Linked DNA regions of Mus musculus: region 2 is linked to region 1. Evidence: chromatin loops called from intact Hi-C (ENCODE). Cell type or tissue: heart. All regions are shown on one strand. Links, peaks and the distances in the headings refer to the core of each region. The heading gives the core; the rest is flanking DNA.

Region 1 (12,443 bases), core at 2,696-10,695:
GATACATGGGACAATTTCAATATTTTTGAATCTGTTGAGGCCTGATTTGTGACCTATTATGTGGTCAATTTTGGAGAAGGTACCATGAGGTGCTGAGAAGAAGGTATATCCTTTTGTTTTAGGGTAAAATGTTCTGTAGATATCTGTCAGATCCATTTGTTTCATCACTTCTGTTAGTTTCAGTGTGTCCCTGTTTAGTTTCTGTTTCCATGATCTGTCCATTGGTGAAAGTGGTGTGTTGAAGTCTCCCACTATTATTGTGTGAGGCGCAATGTGTGCTTTGAGCTTTACTAAAGTTTCTTTAGTGAATGTGGCTGCTCTTGTATTTGGAGCATAGATATTCAGAATTGAGAGTTCCTCTTGGAGGATTTTACCTTTGATGAGAATGAAGTGTCCCTCCTTGTCTTTTTTGATGACTTTGGGTTGGAAGTCAATCTTATCAGATATTAGGATGGCTACTCCTGCTTGTTTCTTCATACCATTTGCTTGGAAAATTGTTTTCCAGCCTTTCATTCTGAGGTAGTGTCTATCTTTTTCTCTGAGATGAGTTTCCTGTAAGCAGCAAAATGTTGGGTCTTGTTTGTGTAGCCAGTTTGTTAGTCTATGTCTTTTTATTGGCGAGTTGAGACCATTGATGTTAAGAGATATTAAGGAAAAGTAATTGTTGCTTCCTGTTATTTTAGTTGTTAAAGGTGGCATTCTGTTCTTGTGGCTGTCTTCTTTTAGGTTTGTTGAGGGATTACCTTCTTGTTTTTTCTAGGGCGTTGTTCCCGTTCTTGTATTGGTTTTTTTCTGTTATTATCCTTTGAAGGGCTGGATTCGTGGAGAGATAATGCGTGAATTTGGTTTTGTCGTGGAATACTTTGGTTTCTCCCTCTATGATAATTGAGAGTTTGGCTGGGTATAGTAGCCTGGGCTGCAGTTTGTGTTCTCTTAGTGTCTGTATAACATCTGTCCAGGCTCTTCTGGCTTTCATAGTCTCTGGTGAAAAATCTGGTGTAATTCTGATAGGCTTGCCTTTATATGTTACTTGACCTTTTTCCCTTACTGCTTTTAGTATTCTATCTTTATTTAGTGCATTTGATGTTCTGATTATTATGTGTCGGGAGGAATTTCTTTTCTGGTCCAGGCTATTTGGAGTTCTGTAGGCTTCTTGTATGTTCATATGCATCTCATTCTTTAGATTTGGGAAGTTTTCTTCAATAATTTTGTTGAAGATGTTTGCTGGACCTTTGAGTTGAAAATCTTCATTCTCATCCACTCCTATTATCCGTACGTTTGGTCTTCTTATTGTGTCCTGGATTTCCTGGATATTTTGAGTTAGGATCTTTTTGCATTTTCCATTTTCTTTGATTGTTGTGCCGATGTTCTCTATGGAATCTTCTGCACCTGAGATTCTCTCTTCCATCTCTTGTATTCTGTTGCTGATGCTCAAATCTATGGTTCCAGATTTCTTTCCTAGGGTTTCTATCTCTAGTGTTGCCTCGCTTTGAGTTTTCTTTATTGTGTCTACTTCCCTTTTTAGGTCTAGTATGGTTTTGTTCATTTCCATCACCTGTTTGTATGTTTTTTCCTCTTTTTCTGTAAGGACTTCTACCTGTTTGATTGTGTTTTCCTGTTTTTCTTTAAGGACTTGTAACTCTTTAGCAGTGTTCTCCTGTATTTCTTTAAGTGATTTATTAAAGTCCTTCTTGATGTCCTCTACCATCATCATGAGATATGCTTTTAAATCTAGGTCTAGGTTCTCAGGTGTGTTGGGGTTCCCTGGACTGGGCGAAGTGGGTGTGCTGGGTTCTGGTGATGGTGAGTGGTCTTGGTTCCTGTTAGTAAGATTCCTCCGTTTACCTTTCGCCATCTGGTAATCTCTGGAGTTAGTAGTTATAGTTGACTCTGTTTAGAGATTGTTCTTCTGGTGATTCTGTTACCGTCTATCAGCAGACCTGGGAGACAGATTCTCTCCTCTGAGTTTCAGTGCTCAGAGCACTCTCTGCTGGCAAGCTCTCTTACAGGGAAGGTGCGCAGATATCTTGTATTTGGACCTCCTCCTGGCCGAAGAAGAAGGCCCAAAACAGGACCTTTCTCAGACACTGTGTTGCTTTGGCAGTTCCCAGGTGGTACAGACTCTCACCTAAGCAGACTAAATTCCTAAGTTCCTTGGAGTCCCGGGACCAAGATGGCGACCGCTGCTGCTGTGGCTTAGGTCGCCTCCCCAGCCGGGCGGGCACCTGTCCTCTGGTCCGGAAGGTGGCCGGCTGTCCCCGGCCCACACAGGGTGCTGCCTCAGCGCCTCTGTGCTTCCGCCTGTTCCAGAAGCTGTCAGGTTCTCTGGCGCACCCTCTCACCTGTTCAGACTAATTTCCTAAGTTCGGCAGGTCCCGGACCAAGATGGCGACCGCTGCTGCTGTGGCTTAGGCCGCCTCCCCAGCCGGGCGGGCACCTGTCCTCCGGTCCGGACGGTGGCTGGCTGTCCCCGGCCCACACAGGGTGCTGCCTCAGCGCCTATGTGCTTCCACCTGTTCCAGAAGCTGTCAGGTTCTCTGGCGCACCCTCTCACCTGTTCAGACTAATTTCCTAAGTTCGGCAGGTCCCGGACCAAGATGGCGACCCAAAATGTCTCTTACTTATGAGCCATTTCAGACATTTTATGCAATGAGCAATTATATCAAATTTAATTATCAAAACGCATAGTTTATTAGAAAATCTTATCAAGACTTATCCATGCCTTAAGGCCATAGTCTCACAGAGAGAAGTCTGAAAGGGTATATTGTATGTGCCTATGTGCCTGCATCTGTGAGTGTGTTCTTGGGATGCTGGTAAATGGAAAGACGTGATTGGCTTAAGGTCAAATTGAGTCAATGCTTATAAATTTCCCCTTGCAAGGTTAATGATTTAGCCCTGTCTAATTTTGTCATTCTGAAGCTGGCTATGCATTTGTTAGTTCAGTTGCATCTGGTTTAGATCGACCTTCAATCACAGGCTGCAGTCGTTCCTTCCCAAGCTTCCTTTCTTGGATTCCTACCACCATGCTAATCCACATGCACACCGAGCTGAGGCTTCATTAGCTCTGGCTCCTACTCCCAGCTCTTCCATTAGCTAACAGCACTGCTTTGGAAAAGCAACTTCACCTCTCCAGGCCTCCTCTCCAAAATGAGGGAGTTGGCTGGGAAATTCCTTCTAGCTGCAACTGCTTATGGTTCTAAGTCACGCCGTGAAGCCAGATAAAGAGTATGCAAGATTTCTTTTTTTCCTGTTTCCCGAGTTTATCGGCAACTAAAGGAGCTATCTCAGCAAAAGCTAAAGCCCCAGCACAGGACAGAGTCCCTCTGAAGGTCTGTCACATTTCAGCGCCTCCACTGCATTATTTTCTCAGTCCCCTCCTTGCCAGCTTTGGGGCACAGCACCTCAAGCTTAAAATGCGATTAGGGCGCACTGTGTGTTAGTATCTTTTGTTCTTACTTATAACAAACTTGAAAGCTCCCCTAGTTATACTCAGTGCACAGGGTTAAGGGGCATTTTTCATTATGTTTTACTTGATTTGGGGATGGTTTTGTTGTTTATTGGTTTGTTTTTTGTCTTTGTTTTTGTTTTTGTTTGAGACAAAGTCCTAATACTGACTGACCTAGAACTCACCATGCAGACCAGGCTGACCTTGAACCTGGCAAACCTCCTGCTTCTGCCTCAAGAATGCTAGGAGACTTTTGTAACCAAGTTTAGCTAGGATTAAAAGGTTGGATTTTTGGGTTTTGTTGTCAGGATTGACTGTTGTTGTTGCTGTTGTTGTTGTTGTCATATTTAGTTTGGGTTGGGTTTTTATGTTTGTTTCTATTCTAGTGGTGAATTTATTAATTTTATTCACATTAAGAAATTAACTGTTAGGGCTGGGTGTACCATATTAGTGAGAAGCAACTGACCATGGTAGTCACACAAAGCCACCAGGAAAGGCTTACATTTTATACATGCCAATCACGCCCATTAAAGTAACCTCCAAATACTAGGTCAAACATTTGAACAATGAACAAAAAGAACTGTGCATTTAAATTTCCCCAAAAGCTAGCTAGAATCTTCTGAGCTTCATAGAGATGACCAATTAAGTGAGCCTCACACTGCTCCACTCCACAGCTCCATCCCACAGAAACAAAAACATGTGTCAGTGGACAACATCTATTTCCCTGCACACACACCCTGGCTGTAGGGTAGCCTGAGGGAAAGTGCTAAATGCATTTCTTTCTGATGTAGTTTAAAGACAACATGAGCCATCTCTCCTTCACTCAGATAGCATCACAATATGCTGCTCCAGCCTATTGCATCTGAGCTGGGTCACATATCTTCTCAGACTGTCAGTGTTTTTTTTAAAAAAAGAAAATTTTCATAAAAATCACCAAAAACATTAGGGGAAGTTGTCCTAGTTGACTCCTAATTTTTGCTTAACATCCTTAAGACATTTTCTGAAACTTGATTAGTCAAGTTTATAGCCCAATTTCACTTTTCTTCTGTAGCTCAGTTCTTAACTTAAAAATAACTTTCCCCACCATTTCTAAAGAAAAAGAAATTAAGCCTTCTATCCCTGAGTTCTATGTCTTTATAAAGAGCTCTGGTGATGTGTTATCCAAGTATCTCTACATCCCCCCCCCCCCCACACACACACACGTAAAGAATGCTTCAATCACTATCTCTTCTGCTTTGTTCCTGCATCTCTCCAGACTCACCAAGCTTTCCTTGGGCCTCAAAAGAGTCTTAGAGCTAGGGGATAATTTACAAATTTTATAGAAAAAGAGAGGCAGAGACGGGGGAAGAAATCACATGTCCTAAGAAGTCACATGAACTTCATTCCCTAGGTCTCCTGCTCTTTGCAGTACGAGATAAGAAAGTCTCACTCCTCTTTGCTTGGCAAGATATAAAAATGATAAAAGTAAAAAGATCTGTTTCAACTTGTCCAGGTAAAATTGGAGCCTATGGTTGATGGGCAGTAAAGAAGAAAATCAAGAGAAATTAGATACATGGCTTATAAATTCCTTTTCATGTTAAAAATCTGTGATAAACATAATACAGTCAGTTGATCCCTCTAACAGGAAGGGGTGGAACCCGACAGGCTTATTTCCTTTTTTCCAAATGCCACCTTACAGCTGTGGTCTTGTGGTAAAATGGCTGGTACAATTAGAAACCAAAATTAGAAAGCCGGCAACCACAAGAGGAAAAGGCTGGGAACTACTTGAGGCCCTGACCCAGAAACCCAGCCAAGGGCTCAGCTCAAGTTGAAGTTTTGTGGCACACATGGTCCCTTAGCCTGTAGCCCCACAGAGGGCATCTCTACGCACCTCACATGCATACCAGGAAGCCCTCATGCTCACTCAACTGCGACTTTTCAACAGATCTTGGAGAGTAGGAACACTGGATAATCAGCTACTCAGCTAGAGACCATAACTCAACTCATCACAGGGCGTCGTCAGCACTTCTGCTGCCATGGTACTCTGTCAGAGAGATCTACAAGTGTTTCTCATCAGAACCCCTGATAGGAGCCTCCCTGACTTTGAGCTATGGATTTTATTGTTATTTTAAAGAAAAAAAATATTGTCAAACACATGAATTTTATAACATCTGTTTTCATTCCAAATTCCTTTTTTCCCAGAGACGTTTCATCAGTAAGAATTACCATCGAAGACCCAGGAATTTGAAAACTTCACAAACTTGTATACAAAAAAAAAAAAAAAAAAAAAAAAAAAAGAACAAATTGTCAAAGTTGTGGACTTAGAGGCACAGGAAAGGAGGATGCCAAGCAGTCACACTGGTCCTCCAGCCTCAGTGATACCACATGGGGAAAGGAACACATAACACATCTCTCTTTCTTTCTAGTTGTGTCACAGCATAACGATGAATGCCAAGATTCACCGCCAGTTTAAAATGATTCCATTATGAGTCCCAGGCTGACAGACGAATGTACATTGTGCTCACGCCTAGGGAGAGCCACAGAAGATTAGAAAAACACACTGAAACCTGCAAACCTGAGGCACAGCCCCTGACCCACCAAGGATACTCAGCTGGGTCAATAACACTTGCTTCTTTAACAAATACGGCCATGTGATATTACTCCTCTATTAAAACAATCCTTCTGAGCTGGTCTGTTTATGTGAATTAAAATAAAACATTGTGATAGTGAATTATGCCACAATTAGTGAAGTTTCAGAAAGGAAAACACTCACGGATCATATTTTATAGCCACGTCACCTAAAATATTATGGTTAGTCTCTGATTTATCAGCCATAATGATCTGTAGGAGGGAAGATAGCTTTGTATTTTTAAGGGGAGAAAGAGGAAGATGTGAGCCATCCAGTGGCTGATTTACACTGTTTCCCATGGCAGTGAAATAGTGCAGCAGAAATGGGGAAAGGTGAAATTGTAACAGTCTGACCTGCAAATCAAGGCTAGAATACTCTCTTCACTCATTTTGGTGACATTTAATACTGGGACCAGCCTTTCGAGTTAGCTGCACTCTTCCCCCAGAATTACAAACCGTACATCTTGTGGCTCTCAGACCAGAGAATGATTGCACAGAGCAGAGAGGGAAACACCTAGAGATAGCAGCAGGCAGACCCATGCGTGTTCCCATCACAGCTAACAGAAGTGGCATCGCCTCCAGAGCCCACAGCTCTGACTCAAACACTGGTAACGTTCAAAGGATGCCGCAGAAATTCCACTTGTGCCTGTTGCCAGTCATATGACATGTCTCTAATGGTGTGTTCTAGGCGCAGAGTCTGGCAACTGGGGTATGCTTAACTCAAACTAAGCTGGGGTTTGGATGAGCATGTCTGCCAGTCTCCAAGTGTACTTAATACAAGCCAGAGCTGGGTCAAGAGAATGTCATTTGGTATCACTACAAGGACAGAGGCAAAGGCTATTTTAAGAACAGTATGGTTTTGGGTGATCTCTGTGAAGTTTACGAGTAGTCAGAGAAGGGAACATAAAACTTGCTCTATACATATAATTAAAATACAGGGTAACGAAACTCATGTGTAAGTAATAGGCCAGCAGTGAGGAGCCAGGACCATAATAAGCATCCCGGTTGAAGGGAAAGGCAATTTGTGGTGCAGCTTTCAAATTCCTACTTTAGTGAACGGATTTGGAAAGCTCACGGAGAGTCTTCCTGGCAGGGTAGTTTACTTTCATAGGCTTTTCATTTAAACTCTTACCCCCAAAAATAGCAGCTGGGTTTGGTTTTGTTCTGGGGGATGTTTGTTTGTTTGTTTGTTTGTTCTTTGTTTTTTTTCTGCAGGAGAAATCACAATTCTATAAATGAATTACTCTTTCACGGGAACAAGCAGCTGAGTTTAAATGTAATCCGTGTTCCCTGTTGTCTGTCCATCAGGCTGTAGAAAGCGTGATGACCCCAAACACCAGCTTCCCTGAGATGACCTCTCACGTCCATGGGACTTACCAAATTCCAAAGAACATTCTCCAAGCAGCAGGTTTACAAAACAGAGACAAGGGAATGGGGTAGGAGACTTTACAACAGACACTATCAACTATTGTGCCCTTTGCTCTATGTGGACCAAGTGTCTTTCTGATTGACTAAATGAGCCACTCTGTCATTTGACAGTCTAGTGTGAGGAACTCCCTACTCCTCCCAAGATGGGAATGCTACTGAAAAATTGGCAGACCTCCTTTGTGACCCAAAGCTGGCACCAGAGGTGATTCACTGTGATTTCTAATAAGCCCTATAAAACAGACCCCACCAACCACCAACCAGATTTATGTGGCGACAGGAGAGGAGGTAAGACAATAATAGATCAACAGATGATGAAAGAACAAAAGTCTCTCCGCAGAGGTTAGGGTTATAAGTAAAGAGGAATCAGGGGAAAAGTCTTAGGCATGGGGCATGGCCTCCAGAATCTGGACATCCACACCATACATGAAGATTTTGGAGAGAATAATCTCTCTTTGTTTTAGATGAACTGATTGTTTGAATCAGAGTCTATACTGAACTGTAAAAGACAACAGTGAAAAGAACCTCAGACCTCACGTTGACTAATGTCAGATTACCTTTAAATTAATGTGTGTATCCGTGTGTCTGTGTCTCTGTGTGTGAATATACACCCATGAGTGATGGTTCCCATGTAGACCTGAAGATAACATCAGACCAGATTGAGTTGCAGGTTGTTGTGAGCCATCCAACATGCTGGGCACTGAGCTTGGGTTCAGTTATGGAAGAGGAACAGAAAGTTTCATTACCTTCCCAGCCCACATCCTCCTTGAGTAAAGGTCTCCACAGTCAGTACTGAGCCAGCAAAATTCAACATTGCTGAGCAACCTTCTGCTTCAGGAAGCAGAGTGTAAAGCTAGATTCTGCCACAGACAAATCTGACCTCAGGTCTCAGCCTCCTCTTTTAGCTCTTCATTCAGCTTCCTGTTTTTTGTGTCTTTTGAGAGCATGCTCCTCTTATGCTGGCCCAACATCAATGGGATCAATAGTAAGAGTCTTCCAATTAGGGAAGAAGAGATGATTTGCAAAAGTAAAGAAATAAACATCAGTGGATGGGAGGTAAAAGCAAAAGGAAATCTAATGCTGGCATTTTCTCCAGATGCGGGAGCTTCTGAAGACAGCCATATAGGATCTGTGAGTGCGGATCTGAGAAAGCTGGATTCCAGGACCTGTGCACCCAACACCAGTGCCCACCTTTGAGCAGAACGGTCCTGAATCTTTGTCTGTTTTATAAGAAGCCTAAAGTCTCCATGCATACGTGTTATCCTTCTGACTCGACTCAAATGCACATGATGAGACTGTGCAGAAGTGACCTCGAACAATCTGAAACGGTAAGTCACTGTCTCTGCATCCTGAATACCTTATCTCTGAAGTGAGATGTATGGGCCAACTATCCCTTTGGTTTTGCTGGCACTAAGAGTCTCAGCTCTTCCCTTAAAATGTGCCCTCCAGAATAATGAGAGCAAGGAGTAGTATCCTTTCTTCCTATGGAAGAACAATCTTTTCCTGGAGAATGCAGATGTGTTCAACAGTTACCACCCCAATTTGTTCTTTCTCTTATTCAGTATTTTAACTTCTCATAGGTCAGACAGCAAGCCTCCCAAATCTGATTGTTTGGAGCATCTCTTCCTGTCACACACTACTGCCAGCCAGGGGAAGTCCTTTGCCCCTCAGCTCTTGCCTTCCCTTGAGAGCTGTGAAGAAGCAAGGCTGGAAGACAGTTGAGCAGAAGCCAGGTGCTGTGGGCTCCTGCTTCTTCCTTGCCCTGATCTGCCTAATACAGTTCTATCAAAAGTAGGCTTAATCAAGCATGGGGCAGGCAGGCGACTGGCTTAGGAAATCCTGACTACATTCACTATTAAGAGCAACTGCCTGTGTCTGATACTTGAAGAACATGGTTCACTTCGTCTTTAGAGCCTCTCTGATGCTGGCCAGCTGAGGGCTAGCCAAAGGAAGCAATTGCTGCAGTCCACTAAAGGCTTTGCCATTTGATTGCCTCATATTTTCACAATTCTTCTAATTTGGAATGTACATTTATGTAACAAACCTGTCTATTACCCTTAGCAAGTTCTTTGGCACAAACTAGAACAAACTCTGATAATGTAAACAACCCTGTCTCCTGCAGCAAAGAAGGCAAGCACATAGCAGGGTCTTGTCACTTACTTACATGTAAGTGTTACTGTCCCTGGTATTGAATATTTCAATCCCTGGGGCTCTTTAGCCATGGACATTGTCAAAGCACATTTTCCCATTCTTTTTAAAGCTATTGTACACTCATTTATAACACATGTTGTGCAATAGCTACAACAACAGAAAAGGAGGGATATTGGACCCTATGAGATTGGAGCTTTGATTCCTGGAGGTCAATAAAACAACAGCCTGCAAACGGTAAAGACAAGCTTCGCTTTGGCCTTGGCTTTCTTAGTACTGTCTATGACTTATTATTCTCTCCCACACATAGTTTTTCATTTATAAAGTGAGATTCAGATATTTCTTTTCATTATATAAATTGAAAGGAAAAATAAATATGTATAGTCCTAATTAACAATATGCATAATATAGATGAAACATATTTAATTCTCGCCCACTCTTGGAGCATCCCCTCCACTCTCCCTTCTGCAGCACCTTCTTAGGAATTCCTTTGCTTTCAGCACTGACTAGTGTGAACAGAGTAAGCAAGAGGAAGGAGGCTAGGGTTTCATGTCAGCTCTTAACTGCCTCTCTATAGACCAAGAGCCTCGCCTCTGCTCATGAAATCACTATCATAGTAAGGTGGACTATTACTGCACATTTCTATCAATCTGTACAAAGTTTCAAATGTCTATAAGAAAAGATACAATTCAAAGAACATTCATCGACCTGGAGTACTGCTCCCTCCCTCCACAAGCCTGTGCATAGCTTACTCTGGGTTCAGTTCCTATGACCAAAGAAAAATTAAGGGGAAAAAAAAAAAGAGGAAATCCTCAGAAGTCTACCAAGTCACAAGGGAAGAAATGGGTTGGGGTGGGGGAAGTATATGCCATTTGCCATATCCAAGGACAAGGAAACTGCATCAAAAGGTTGAATTATTTTTACAACTTTGGTGAGATTTGCCATCTATCTTAATGTTGTTTAAAAACAGAATCCAGCTTAATAATACCTTGAGAGCCATGGGGAGATTTCTTAATTATCATCATCAAAGGTGAATGACAAGGGAAACAGCTGCTTTAGAACAAATTAGTGACAATATTGAGGACAGTCGGCATTGAAAATACCTTCTCCTTGCCTATCTGAAAACGTTCTGTGGTGCTGGGCTGCCTTCACTGGCACAAGTGGATCGGTTACTCTCTCTGGGCAAACAACAACAGAAACGGGTTTTACAAACACTATAATTAGCTGAGTCTGGACAGAGGTCTTTTAGGGATAGGGAGTAATTTGAAGGGTTGTTTTGGGTTTCTGTTTTCTCTACTGGAGACTGCACTTATAAAATAAATTCCTGTCACTCTTAATACATCAAGAATTCCTAGAGAGCAAGTTTTACAATCCTGCAAAGTCTATAGATCATCCCAACCTATGGAAGTCATTTCATGATGACAATGATGATGACGATAATGATAATGGTACTGATCATGATTATAGTAGTGGTAATGGTGATGATGCCATTCTGGTGCCAGCCATAAGAATGACAACATCTGTTGCATTTATTCAGTTCTAACTGTGCTCCAGACAAATTATAGAATTGTATGCTCTGTATCTGCCTGTATAAGGGCATGCTATACCAGTACCCCTGAGCTCTTGACTCTAGCTGCATATGTATCAAAAGATGGCCTAGTCGGCCATCACTGGAAAGAGAGGCCCATTGGACACGCAGACTTTGTGTGCCCCGGTACAGGGGAACGCCAGGGCCAAAGGGGGGGAGTGGGTGGGTAGGGGAGTGGGGGTGGGTGGGTAAGGGGGACTTTTGGTATAGCATTGGAAATGTAAATGAGCTAAATACCTAATAAAAAATGGGAAAAAAAAAAAGGGCATGCTATATGACGCTGGCAAGATGTCTCTGTATATTATCAGTGGAGACTGTATTAGGACCCAATACTTTCAAATTTTTTATCTTTTTGTCTGAATCCTCCTTATTGGTACACTACTCCATGCTCCATTGCCATCTCAGCTCAAAAAGATTCTACTATGGCATACAGGGAAAATTCTCATAAGAGACACTAGTCTTCCAAGTAAGAAGAAGAAAGCTATCCTAGTTGGTAAAACAACAACAACAACAAACCATACAATGTATTCTGGTCATATTCTTTCTCCTCACCAAAATGCTCCGGGATCCTCTCCACCTCCTTACCCACAAAATATTGTACTCTTGATCTGCCTCACTCTCTCTTCTTAAAAAAAAATCAAGAAAAACAAAAGCAAAACCCTGTGCTAGTTTTAATAGGTTTAGGTTTGGCCCCCATAGTTCAATTCCCAGCAACCACATGGTGGCTCATAACCATCTGTAATGGAATCTGATGCCCTCTTCTCAAGTGTCTAAAGACAGCTACTATGTACTCATAACATAAAATAAGTTAATTCTAAAAAAAAAAAAAAAAAAAGAAAGGGGTGTGGCCTTATTCAGGGATGTGTGGCCTTGCTATAGATAGTATGTCACTATAAAAGTAGGGCTTTGAGGTCTTAAATGCTCACACTACTCCTAATGTGGAATTCTAGTCTCTTCTTGGCTTGGCTGCCTTCAGATCAAACTATAGATTTCTCAGCTCCTCCAGTATCATGTCTGCATGGATGCTGCCATGCTCTCTGCCATGACAATAATGGATTAAACCTCTGAAACTGTAGACAGCCATCATTAAATGCTGCCCTTTGTAACAGTGGCATGGTGTCTCTTCACATCAATGGAAACCCTAAGACAAAAGTTGGTACCAGGCACTGGGGTATTTCTGAGACAGGCCTGACCATAATTTTGTTTGGAGGAATATGAATTTGGGGACTT
Region 2 (12,443 bases), core at 1,731-9,730, 60 kb before region 1:
TGACACTTCTTCAGACCTACTTGAGGTTATTTTTTTGTGGCATGTATCCAAATGGAATAACATCAAGGATTTTACACAGGATCTTTCTACACCAATCCTGGCATGAAGTATGTTACAGCGTATAACCTTTCCCTTTCAAGTGAGGCCTGGCCATCATTTAAGCTAAAACTTGACCAGCATCTGAGTATTTAAAGAGGCATATTTGCACCAAGCAATTTGCAAGCCATAGGCAAGGAATCTGCCAAGGACTTTGCATTGTGCTACTCTGAGGAAATGTAAGTGACCAGATAGCTATTAATGTATAAAGAGTATAATAAAGAATTTTGCTATGTCAGAAAGAGAAGTATAAGGAGATGCTTCCATGACTGTGTGTATGTGTGCGTGTCTGCCTGTCTGTGTCTATGTCTGTGTGTGTCTGTTTGTGAGTGGGTGTGTGTATCATCTATGTCTGTGTATGTGTCTGTCTATGAGTTTATGTGTGTGTGAGTGTGTCTATGTCTGTATGTGTCTGTCTGTCTGTGTTTCCTTACAGATGGCTTGGGTAATTATGCTTGCTCAGCTGGATGTGCCAGCTACGCTGAGGTCCACAATGTTCCCAGAGCATCTAAAATCACCACTTGAATGACAGGCTTGTGGTTCTGCAAGGTCTGATCAATCCAAAGTCTCCCGTTCTTCATTTCCCAAGACACATGAGAGTTTAGATTTTGGAAGAACCTGGATGTTTACATGCCCAATTTTCACCTTCAGAAAAACAGTATGCTGCCATAGTCGATATCACACACACACACACACACACACACACACACACACACACACACACACACAAATGCACAGTCAAAACTTGGTCTCTCTCATCTTCTCTTTAACCTAAGTGGTCCCCGTTCCTATAAGAATTTTTTTTATTCTTTTTTTTTTTTTTTTTTTTTTTTACAAATCATTTAATCCATTAATCTTTTTGCATTTCCCTTCAGTTGTACATTCTTTCTCAAGTTACAAGGTTCAAAATGGGACACGAGATTCTAAATAAAGACCTACCCACCAAGGCCAGCAGGCCTATGTATAGATGGAGTTGAAAGCTGCCAGCCTAGTTTGATTTGAGATACAGACTTGCTCCAGCTCTCCTCTTCTGCCGCATTGCTCACTCACCCAAAAATAGCTGCCCTATCTTGCCTGCCAACCTGATTTTCCATCCCAACACTGCAGGGCCTTGGGAAAGGGGGTAAATGAAACTCAACTAATAATTTCTAAAGAAAGTAGAGTTGGCTGGATCCTACGTATACTATTTTCTTTAAATTCTACAAGTATTGTAACATAAAGAGGGCAACTGGTATTCTGTACATAGACATAGCTATATAGTCAATAGATGGAGATTTAAACTCTGCATCCAAGCCAGGAATTTTGCATGCCTTCAATTTAAGCATTTGGGAGGTAAAGGCAGGAGGATCAGTTCAAAGTCATCTTTGTCTACATAAGTCCAAAACTACCCTACTGTTTCAGTTTCAGAAAACCTGACTGAACTAATAATTAAAGATAAAAATAGTAATGATAATAATAACGAAACATCGTTCACTAGTTGTAAGGTCTTAGCTGGTTTGTTTATCCTCTCAAAGACTGGAGGTCCCTAAGCTAAGAATCTATTTCAATGTCTTCCATTTGCCAACATAGTGCTCAGTGTGTGCATCATTCCTCTTTTCCAGAGGGGAAAACTGAGAGTCGGAGAACTTCAACTGTTTGGCTCGGGGCACAAAACTGAGAAGCAACAGATGCTCGTGACCCTCATTCTGCCTTCAGAGCTTCCCTGCTTTACAGTGCTGTTTGCAAAAGGTAGTTGTTGTTAGCTGTCTGGGAGGAGGAGTATAAAATTTCATCTACCACAGTTTGAAAGTATCCAGATTGGGAGCTAAGAATGCAGCCTGCAGCAATGTAAGGAGAAAAGTCAGTCAGCCGTAAGGGTAGAGAGAGCTAAGGACAAATAAGCATGGAAGGGAGGTGAGAACAGAAAGGCCTCTGGGAAGCTCACTGCCCAGGGCCACTGTCCATAGACATTATGTACAGAGGGCAGGACAGAGCAATGCTAGAAGCAGATGCCACCTTTGCTGTGACAGCACAGAAAGCAGTCCATATTCTTATCTAGCTCCCCTTTTGGGATTATTTCATTTCTTGAGACAGGTAAAGAGAAACATGATGCTACAAGTGAAGGCAGACAGGTGGTAATAAGCCGAGGGAATTGAAGTTTGAAGGTGACCCCCTTTATTCACCCTCCTAGAATTTGTCCAGAGTCTGTTCCTCTATGGGAAGTCTGTTCTGTTTTGAATCATCAGACAAAATGTGATGACAAAGCTGATAATTCTAGTCACTGCCTCCTGCACTTGTAGCATCATGACTGTGTGTAGCTCTGTTATCTGTATCTCAGTTTCTTTACCTATGCTATGAGGATAATAAGAGTATCTACCATAGATCTAGGCCTGAGAATGTAATTCAGTTGATACAGTGCTTGCCATCATGTGTGAAGACATCAATTTGATCTTCAGTACCAAATAAAACCAAGTGTCACGACTCATAGTTGTGACCCCAGCACTGGGCAAGCAGTGGCAGCAGGATCAGGAAGGAGTTCAAGGTTTCTTCTAAGTAGGTCAAAGACAATCTGAGTCCATAAATCCATAGATCCATAGGGTTCAATAAAGAGTCACTGAGATCCATTAGACAAGTAACCAGCACATGACAGGTCTTAGTGTCTTTACAGTCAGTGGAGAACTGACATTTAGGTTGTATGGTGGCTTGTTCAAGCTTTCTCCTGCCAGTAAACAGAGAGGTTATAACCCAGATGGAGACCGTGTGGCTCTGAGTCTAGTATTCTTCCTCACCAAGCTGTTTCTGTTGCAGGAAAGGGGTAGTAGAGAGCAAAGCTCAGGCTGTGATCAAATGGCTCTTCCCAGATTATCTGATAGTTCATCCTATTGCTTTATAGGCATGATGGCTTGGATGCTATCTGCATGCATCCTATGCAGTCAATGTGACTGAAAGGACACGAAGGCAAACTGTCAACCTACTTCTTCAGTATATTGAAGAGGCCCTGAGAAAGAATGCAAAAGGAAGACTAATTCACAACACCCTAGTTTTCTTCCTAAACATCACTGGACAAATTACTGGACATGAAGCTGCTAGAAGCTTTGATTCACACTGAATGGTAGAGGTGTTACCAGGCACTTTTTATTCTCACCACTGAACGGGAAACAGAGTGGAAGATGGGTCCTGTATAAGACAACAAAGGATCCCCTTCAGGTGGATCAACTTTTCAGTCTTCAGCTGTTTACTGTGTAGCTGCAGAAATGGCTAAAGAAGCAAAGAGATGAATAAAAAGAACGGCAGAGATGTAACAAGGGTATTTATGAACTAGCATATTTGTGAAAGAATGTCTTTCAAATTATAAGGTAGTTTAAAAATCATTTCTCTCAACCCTTGCTCCTCAATACTAAGGGACTTAGCACTTTGTGTGTGTGTGTGTGTGTGTGTGTGTGTGTGTGTGTGTTTATGTGTATACACCTGAACTTAATGTGTACTTACATTTGCATCTGTTGGGTGGACCTAAAACATACAAAGAAGCATGTCTACTGTTCATATCGGTAAAGATAGTTCAAAAACTGTGAAGAGCCCACCACTGCCACAATTTCTTGGAGGTTCTAGTAGCCACATTGGATGGTCCCATGTAACATTTGGAGCTTTATTCTAGCAAATGACATCAGGGTTCAGGACATACTGATTTGAAACCTGAAGCACTGGCATTTTCATAGGTTAAAAACTAATTGTCATCAGCTCTGTTGTTGTGCAGTTCAGTTGTATATGTTGCAGAGATAATGGAGACAAATCTTGGAGGAAGATCAGTCTTACAAAAGTGCAGGAAGGCTTCCCAAGAGACAGATACAAATGGAAGTTTTAGGGAGTTGTGTTACAAAGGACCATAGATGTGTGCATACAAAATCTGCAGGAAGCATGCCTAGACAACAGGATTGAGAAGCCCACAGAGATACTGTCCCAACTAAAGGACTTAGAAATAAACTCAGGAATAATATGAATGCTTATCATCTGAGGGCTGCTTCCCCAAAGCAATCATCATTGCCTTCATCCACCTCAAATGCAGCTCTTTAGGGGAAATATGGAAAGAACTGAGCAGAAATGGATCACTTTGGTATGAGGTCCTGGGCTTTCCAAAACATAGACAGAAAATCTCTAACAGAGAGGAAAAACAATGTCGAGTGGGTCAGGGTCCTTTCTATGATCCATCACAAGCAATCAAATATTCCAGTTGTTTTCTCTAGCACTTCAGTGTCCCTATAGAACACTGTATAGAACTGTGTTCCTCACCTGGGTGGCCCTAGGAGTCATGAAACAGAAAGGGAGAGGTGACCAGCAGAGTTTCAGGTGAGGATTCTGTTTTCATGAGGGATTGCTTTTTCACATAATTTAAAAGTTATATCAAATCTGATCATCCATTGTTAAGATTTAGCAAGGTAGAGTGAGTGCATGTAGGCCTTTGTGGTGCACAGACGTACATGTAAGCCAAACACACTTGTATACATAAGATAAATCTCTTTGTTTTTAAAGTCAGCCTCTTAGATGAAGGGGCAAGTAATGGTCCTGCTTCGGGCATGCAGGAGGTTCTGATTTAAGCAGCACAGTTAGAAAGACCTCAGCCCTTCATGGACACTGCTTCATTCTAAAACTCAAAAAATGAACTCAAACCTTGGGTCAGCTTTTCTGCAAAATCTCAGCCCGTCTTTGGAGGATTTTCCATGGGAGCTTCTTTCGTAGAGCAGAGACCAACATGGAGAGGACACAGCAGCCAAGTTCTGAGCCAGGCGTGCTTCCTCAGCAATAGGTGGTAGAGAGTAAGTGTTCTAGACACCATCACAGGAAATTCGACACTTCTACTCCTGCGAAGTGACAGTTCTTCACTTTTGTGATCATCTCCTACCCTGAAAATAAAGCTAACCAAGTTAGGGTTTTTCCTCAAGGCCACGGACCAAGAACCTCAGCCAGTATCAACACAAGACTGGTGACTGATGGCCACAGGCATGAACAGGAATTGGGACATCCTCTGTCTAACAAGCCTGGGACGCCACAGGCCTAAGCCCCAAACCCCCAAATCTGTCTGGCTTTCACTGAGCCTTGAAATAATGGACTTAAAGGACCATAAATTATCTTCTTCAAACTAAAAGCTGCACAGAGCAATTCATAGATGAGGCTGTCAGAGGAAACTTCCAGAAAAATATAGGGACAGAAATATATGATCCCAAGGAAACCGGTTTCCCCATTTGGAGAAGCACTACATTTTATTCTAATTTTCCCAGAGATGCTTAAAAACAAGAGCAATGTCTTAAATATCTTTATAACACCATACCTGTGACAATGCCCAGACAGTTACTAAAAAACAGTGTGTGTTTGCTATGCATGAGTATCTTTACAGCATGACTTTATAGAGCGATGAAAATATGCCCTGTCTTAACATTAAAAGCATCACATTCCTTTTCCTCAGTGACAAAGAGCTCTGACTCCAAGGAAGAGATGTGATATATGCTTCTTACAGTCCAGCCATCGAGTTGCATTTGGTACCAAGTATATTCAGTGTGAGGAAAAATGCACACACACACACAAATAGATACCACTTGCCAGGATACCGTATATGATCAAAAGCTACTACCTATTGTCGATCTAACTTCATTTCAATTGTGTCCACGTGCTTATGTGTAGAGTTTTGCTTGAAGAAGGGTATAGTAAATGTTTTAAGGTTACGTAAGGTCCTAACAAAACTGAACAACTCGTTGCAACATGAGCCCCACAGGTTTTTAGAAGCCTTAAAAGAAACAGTAGATTGGCTCCTGGTCTCCATTAACTCTTAGTTTAGGGTCCAAGATTTCTGAATACCTTGAAAGTACCTTGAAGTTACAGAAAAGGCATAAAGAACCAAAAAGAGCACTAATTAGGAGAAGGGAGCACAGAGCAGATGAGCCATAGGAAAAAGGCATTGCACTCAGATCAGGGAAGGTAAGATAAGTTCAGAGTACCATTAGGGAGAAAAACTACTAAAGCAAAGAGCCTGCAGAATGAATAAGCAGTTTGGAGATGAACATTTTTGTAGTTAAGAAAGTTCAGGCATGCTAGCCAAGTCAAGATAAGAGACTGCCAAGAAAGGCAATACCAATAAGAGCAAGAAGAAAAGGGCATATTATTTTCCTTTTCATCTCTATCTGAGACTTTTATAGATCTTTAAAATACATACTGGAGGAAATTAATTTTTTTCATTTTTTCAAAATTTTCTAATTTTGGGAAGCCATGGCACCTATCAGCAGTATCTGCTGGCTTTAACATTAGAAAAGCCCACGATAGAAATTTTGAAGGCTAGAGTTAAGTGTCGGCTAAGCTTAGCTCTAGATTTTAAAAAAGAGGAGGAGGAAGAGGAAGAAAAAGAAGAGGAGGAGGAAAAGAGGAGGGAGAGGAAGAAGAGGAAGAGGAGATCACTTTAGTCTAAAGCTGAAATATTTATGCAACAATAGTGTAATTAGCAATATAAAGATCTCCTTTCAGCCCACACTTTCAATTTTTTTTCTTAAATAGTTAATCCTTTTTGTTAGTTAGGGAAACAAACAGTGCTATGATTTGGATTCCAAACATTGCTCAAAGGCCGGTGTATTAAAAGATTGTCCCTGGACAGATATTTTTCAGGGGTGGTAGAACCTTTAAGAAATGGAACTTAGTGAAATATCGTCAGGTCATTGGGGGTATCTTAGAAGGTGATAATGGAACCCCACTTTCTTCTCTCTTTTTTTTTATTACCAAGATTGAGACAAACAGTTTCCATTTGCTACATTCTTCCACTATGATTTGGTAAACCCAAGGTCTTATGCATGCTACACAACCACTCTATCATTAAGCCATAACTAGTGAGCTAGAATGAAATCTTTCCTCTTTATGAGTTGAATATCTCAGGTAGTTGTTACATTACCAGAAATAAGATGAACACAGAGAGATATAAAGAATAATGAGTTGGAAAGGCAGTTGGAGATACCATATGGTTACAATCAGGCTATAAACACAACTCCCTGTGATCCTTCTAATGTGGCATATAAGCTGTGTTCCTCATCTCTACTTCCCCACTCATAAGGATAGGTTGCTTTCTCCTCAAATATTCAGGTCTACAAGGCAGATTGAGACTCCATTTCCTCAAACAGTGAGGTTCACCTTGCCCATCATCTTCAGGGATGTAGGATAGAACTCAATGGCAGTAGCACCCAAGTTCCTGAACCCCAGAGGTGGGCTGGTTAGTATTTAGCAAACTTTGATGGGGGAGAAGACAGATGAAGATGGAGTGGGGAACAGAGGAAGGCAATTTACAGACATGCACTCTTGTACATTGCTTTCACAAATATAAAGTTGTACAAACTGTGGGGTCCTGGATTATGAAAGCGCATGATTACCATATGACTCAGAAATGCCACAGATGAGTACGCCTAAAAAATAATTTAAAAGAAGAGATTTTGAGCACCAATTTTCTTAGCATCATTTGTTATAACTCCAAGTAGAAATCTTAAAATGTCCACAGGAAAAATAACACATAAACAAAATATTCTAACACATAAATGTACTTCCAAAAAAATGTACTTCTATTCAATCTCCTAAAAAAAAAAAAAAAAAAAAAAACAAAAAAAAAACCTGAAACGGTGCAACAGACTACATCATATAAGAACTTCAAAGATATTATGTTGAAGTCACAAAAATACAAACATTATGCAACCCCACATCTATGAGTACCTAGATCAGATTAAAAGATGAAAAGTTCTGGAAATAAATGACGGTGGTGCTGACAGGGTGCGGATATACTTCATACAAACAGCACTGTTCACCTAAAATTGTCAAAACTTTAAACTCCATGTTACGTGCACTTAATTACAATAAAAACTATTCACAAGAGTATCAAAGTGTTCTTATTACTCCGTCTCATTTCTCTCATCTGGGAAAGTTAGGTTCATGTTCTTTTTTTAATGTTGCCCCTGCCAGAAACTGCCGGGAAATACATTTCGTGTTCCAAGCAATTCTCTCATGGTTCCAAAAGGAAATGAAAGATCAGCAGCTGGTCAGGACAGCCCTCAAGTTCTCTTCATAAGACCCCATGGACTGACAAACACCAAATATCAGAGGTGACATGAACAGAGCCACCACCAGCAGCCCACTCTGCTATAGGTATCTTCCGGTTTAGAGCTGTTGCCAACAGTGCGGCAATTCACCAACTCAGGGTGCTTTCGGAATCAAGGATAAGTCCTTCAGATCACCAAAGATCTACTAAAAGCAGTCAGACATTGTGGACTAGGAAATTTGAAATTCTGCTGCAAAGTGGTCCTGAACTAAACGTAAGCAATTACCCAGCTAAACCAGAAAGATGTTCAACCATAGCCAAAAGAAGAAAAGTGAAAGCCGGGCATGGTGGCGCACACCTTTGATCCTAGCACTTGGGAGGCAGAGGCAGGCAGATTTCTTGGAGTTCCAGGCCAGCCTGGTCTACAAAGTGAGTTCCAGGACAGCCAGGGCTATACAGAGAAACCCTGTCTTGAAAAACCAAAAAAGAAGGAGAAGAAGGAGAAGAAGGAGAAGAAGGAGAAGGCGGCTGGGGTGGAGTGTCCAGGCCAATTTCATATTGATTAATTGCCTCTTGAGTATAAAACTCAGCTCAGTTTGTCCATAGCCAAAGAATAATAAAATCAGGAGACAGCAAAAAGGAAAGAGAAACTATACAGTTCGCTGTATTCCATCCTACCATTTTGAAATATGACAGCTGAGAATCATAGCTCAAATTTTCTGCTTAAAGAGAGCAGAGTCCAATCAGAACCCTAGCCTTTGAAGCTTCCAGCTAGTTCATTCCACATTCCACAACACTAGCTAAATATCTGCTCACAAGGAAGAAAGATTAATACTGAAAAAAAAATGTTGAAAACAAAGGGAAAGAGTAATTGCTTCATTTATTTCGTTAATTATTTGAAAACATTAAGCTAAACATTTAATGCAAAGCATTTTAATTTTTTTTAATTAAAATATAATTACATACGTTTCCCTCTTTCCTTCCTTCTCCTAACCTTTCCCATGTGACCCCCTCCCTTATTCACTTAAATCAAGTCTCTATTTCTTTAATTGTTGGGTGTGTGTGTGTGTGTGTGTGTGTCAGGGCTGATCACATGGTGTTGGATAAGCAGTCTGGCTTCTTTTCTCAGGTGAAAATCATTTCTCCCGCTCTCAGCATTCATTAGTCACCTGTAGTTCTTTGTCTAGGGTTGAGGCCCCTTGAAAGTTTCCCTCCTCTGCATTAGTATGTCTATTACTGTTCTTGTTTAGGTATTGTTTAGGGAGCCATGCTCATGGGACTTCATGGATATAGCTCTTCTGGCATTTCCAAGAGATTAAATTTCACTTCATGGTCCTTTGGATTTGAACCATCTTTCCATCTCCTTTTCCACCATAATCCCCGGGCCTCAGCTGAAGGAGTTCTGCTGTGGCTGTATCACTTGGACTAGGTACCACACAGTTACTTGTTCTCTAGATTTTAATAGGTTGTGGTTTTCCATAATGGTCTTTGTCTGTTGCAAGAAGACATATCTTTGATGAGGGGTAAGACCTACACTTGTCTGTGGGTGTAAATATACATGTTTAGAATGTAGCTAGAAAGTGTGCTGGTTTAGTAGAGTGGACATTGTAAGTTCTCCTCCAATAGCCATGATTTGACTTAGCCCTGGGTAGGCAGCTGGATTTCCAGTACCAGACATGACTTCCCTCTTAGTGAGTGGGGCCTAAATCCAACTTAAAAAACTATTGGCTACTGCTATTATTGAACCATTATGGATAGAGTGTCATGTAATACAAAGCATCTTAAAGTTTTAGAACGTGATGCCACACAAAAGACTAATACTGTCTAAGGTCTCTGCATGTTGCTTTCCTCTTGCTTTAAAAAACAAATTCTAAAGTCTGAGAAGCTGGGCAATACTTTTATACTATGGGCAATTCTCTGGGTTTTCTTTTTATGTTTATAGAATAAGTGACAAAAATTGCACACAATTGTTATAAGGCATATTTCCATATCATAATATCATAATAAAGCTAATGCAAAAAATTAAAGGCTGTATGATATCTGGCTTCCTTCATCATACTGTCCCAAAATCTTAGTCTCTCAAATAACGTGTTTCTTAACCCTGAACTTACTTTTAGCTAAAATGTGATCACAGTTTAGAGGAATAGTAATGGAAGAAGCAAGCTCTGCATGAAGCTTGCTCGAGAAAGCATTCTCCAGTGTCCTCTGTTTTTCCATCTTTTGCACTCCACACTGTACTCCCACAGGCTTAAGGTTTGCACTCTGCCATCCAGATCTCCATTTCTGTCTCCTTTCCTTTCCACTCCATTGTTGCAAACAAGTTTACAAAGAATCTTTTAATCATCCAAAGACCCTCACAACCATTGAATCCCCGTGTCTATGGGGTTGCTGCCAAGCCACTGTTCCGTCTCGGCCCATCTTTGTTCCAGTTTCTTCTGTGGACATGAGTCAGAGCTTCCTGTGCAAACTGTCTTCAGCCTGAACAAGTAACAACTGAACCAAAACATGCAAATCTGTGTCTATTTTGGCCATGATCAGGTTCCTTTTCATTCTTTAACTCATCCCCTCTTCACCTGTTCTCTCTGCAACCTGTGACTCTGTCCCAGTAAAAACTGCCTTGGAACTCTGCCAGCTGAATTGCTATGAACCCAGCTCCACTGCACTACTTCCCAACTGACTCAACACAACTGACTGACCAGAACTCAGAAATCTTAATGCTCCTTCACGCTGGGATTAAAGATGTGCACCACCACACCTGAACCTAAGCTTTTCTTTACGGCCTCTATAATTTCTGCTTCCCAGGGAGATCCCTGCATCTCTCCTGGACTTCTTTCCTCCTTACCTAATATTTCTGGGTCTACAGATTGTAGCTTGATTGTCATTTACTTAATGGCTAATATCCAACTATAAGGGAATACATATCATATTTATCTTTCTGTGTCCGGGTTACCTCACTCAGGATGATTATTTTTAGTCCCAAATATTTAACTGCAAATTTCATGATGTCATTTTTAAACAGCTAAGTAATATCCCATTTTCTAAACGTATCACATTTTCTTTATCCATTCTTCTGTTGAAGGAACTCTAGGTTACTTTCTCCAGCAGCAGATGAGAATGGATGCACCCAGATATGTGGAAAGTCTAAATGGAGGTTTCCATCAAATCCATCCCCCCTGAGCCCAGCCACTGGAAGAGAATGTAGGAAGATTGTAAGAACCAGAGAAAATAAAGGATTCCAAGAGAGTAAGACCCTCTGAAGGAGCTCACATGGAGTGGAGAAGCTTAGAAGTGAAGGAGCTAACATGGAGTGGAGAAGCTTGATGAATGCTGCCTTTACCAGTGAGAGCAGTGAGCAAAAGCAAGTCTTGTCTCTGCTCAGAGAGGTCAGAGCAGGCATCACTCATCACTTCTGTGCTGTTTCAGCACTCTCCAAAACCTCAAAAACACCAGCCATGTCCAGACTGAGAGTTACCTATGGCACAACAGTCCTGAACTCCTAAAAACACTCAGTAAAGAGGGAAGAGAAAGGATGTGGGACTACTCCGTGAGTAAGTATGGATGCTCATAAATAAATATAAGTAAGGAGGGAGACAGAGCAGAGCTGGGTCAGCACCAACAGTGATATAAAGGGGGTGATTGAAACAGCTGTAATAGATTAATTCAGGCCACCAATTAAATAATACCATGCTAGCAATATTACTTTTTCTCAATTTGTAATGATATCATGATGGTGCCAGAGAAGTATTTCATCTTATGATATCCAAACTATACTATTTAGAGATGAGAAGAAAGAATTTCGCAATCATTTTTTATTATTAAATTTATTTATTTATTCACTTTACAACCCAATACCAGCCCTTCTCCTCCAAGTACCTACTTACACAAGTCCTCCCTCATTCCCCTTAGAAGGGGAAGTCCTGCTCTTGATGTCAAACCCTTCCATCCCCTCGACCTCGTACCCCATGCCTTACATCAAGCTGCTGCAGAACTAAGTGCATTCTCTCCCATTGAGGCCAGACAAAGCTGTCCATTTAGGGTTGTGAGATCCATAGGCAGGCAGGTAGGCAGGCAACAGGCTCAGGGACAGCCCCTTCTCTAATTGTTTGGGGGACCTGTACGAAGACCAAACTGTTCATCTATTACATATGTACAAGGGGCCCAGGCTCACTCTTTGGTTGATGATTCAGTCTCTGGAACTCTCAAGGGTTCAACTTAGTTGACTGTGTTGATCTTCCTATGGAGTCCCTGTTCTCTTTGGGTCCCTCAATCTTTCTCCTAACTCTTCAATACGACTCCCCAAGCTCCATCTAATGTT

What was found. A loop is a pair of places that touch in the nucleus more often than their neighbours do. Peaks named below come from ENCODE experiments on the same cell type or tissue, not always from the same donor. Only the 100,000 strongest peaks of a DNase experiment are listed, where the experiment ranks them.
Region 2: a loop joins it to region 1, with 2.0 times the contacts of the local background. A loop is called at or near these places in 2 of 42 quality-filtered maps.

What each region holds. Positions count from the first base shown.
Region 1 is chr4:82,191,061-82,203,503 of GRCm38, forward strand. No RefSeq gene overlaps it. Among named protein-coding and RNA genes, the nearest start is that of Gm11264, 130 kb to the left of the region's middle. In heart, for the core only: no CTCF peak of the experiment used is centred there; DNase peaks (open chromatin) are centred at 6,721 and 9,401; H3K27ac peaks cover 3,919 bases.
Region 2 is chr4:82,131,950-82,144,392 of GRCm38, forward strand. No RefSeq gene overlaps it. Among named protein-coding and RNA genes, the nearest start is that of Gm11264, 72 kb to the left of the region's middle. In heart, for the core only: no CTCF peak of the experiment used is centred there; no DNase peak of the experiment used is centred there; H3K27ac peaks cover 1,093 bases.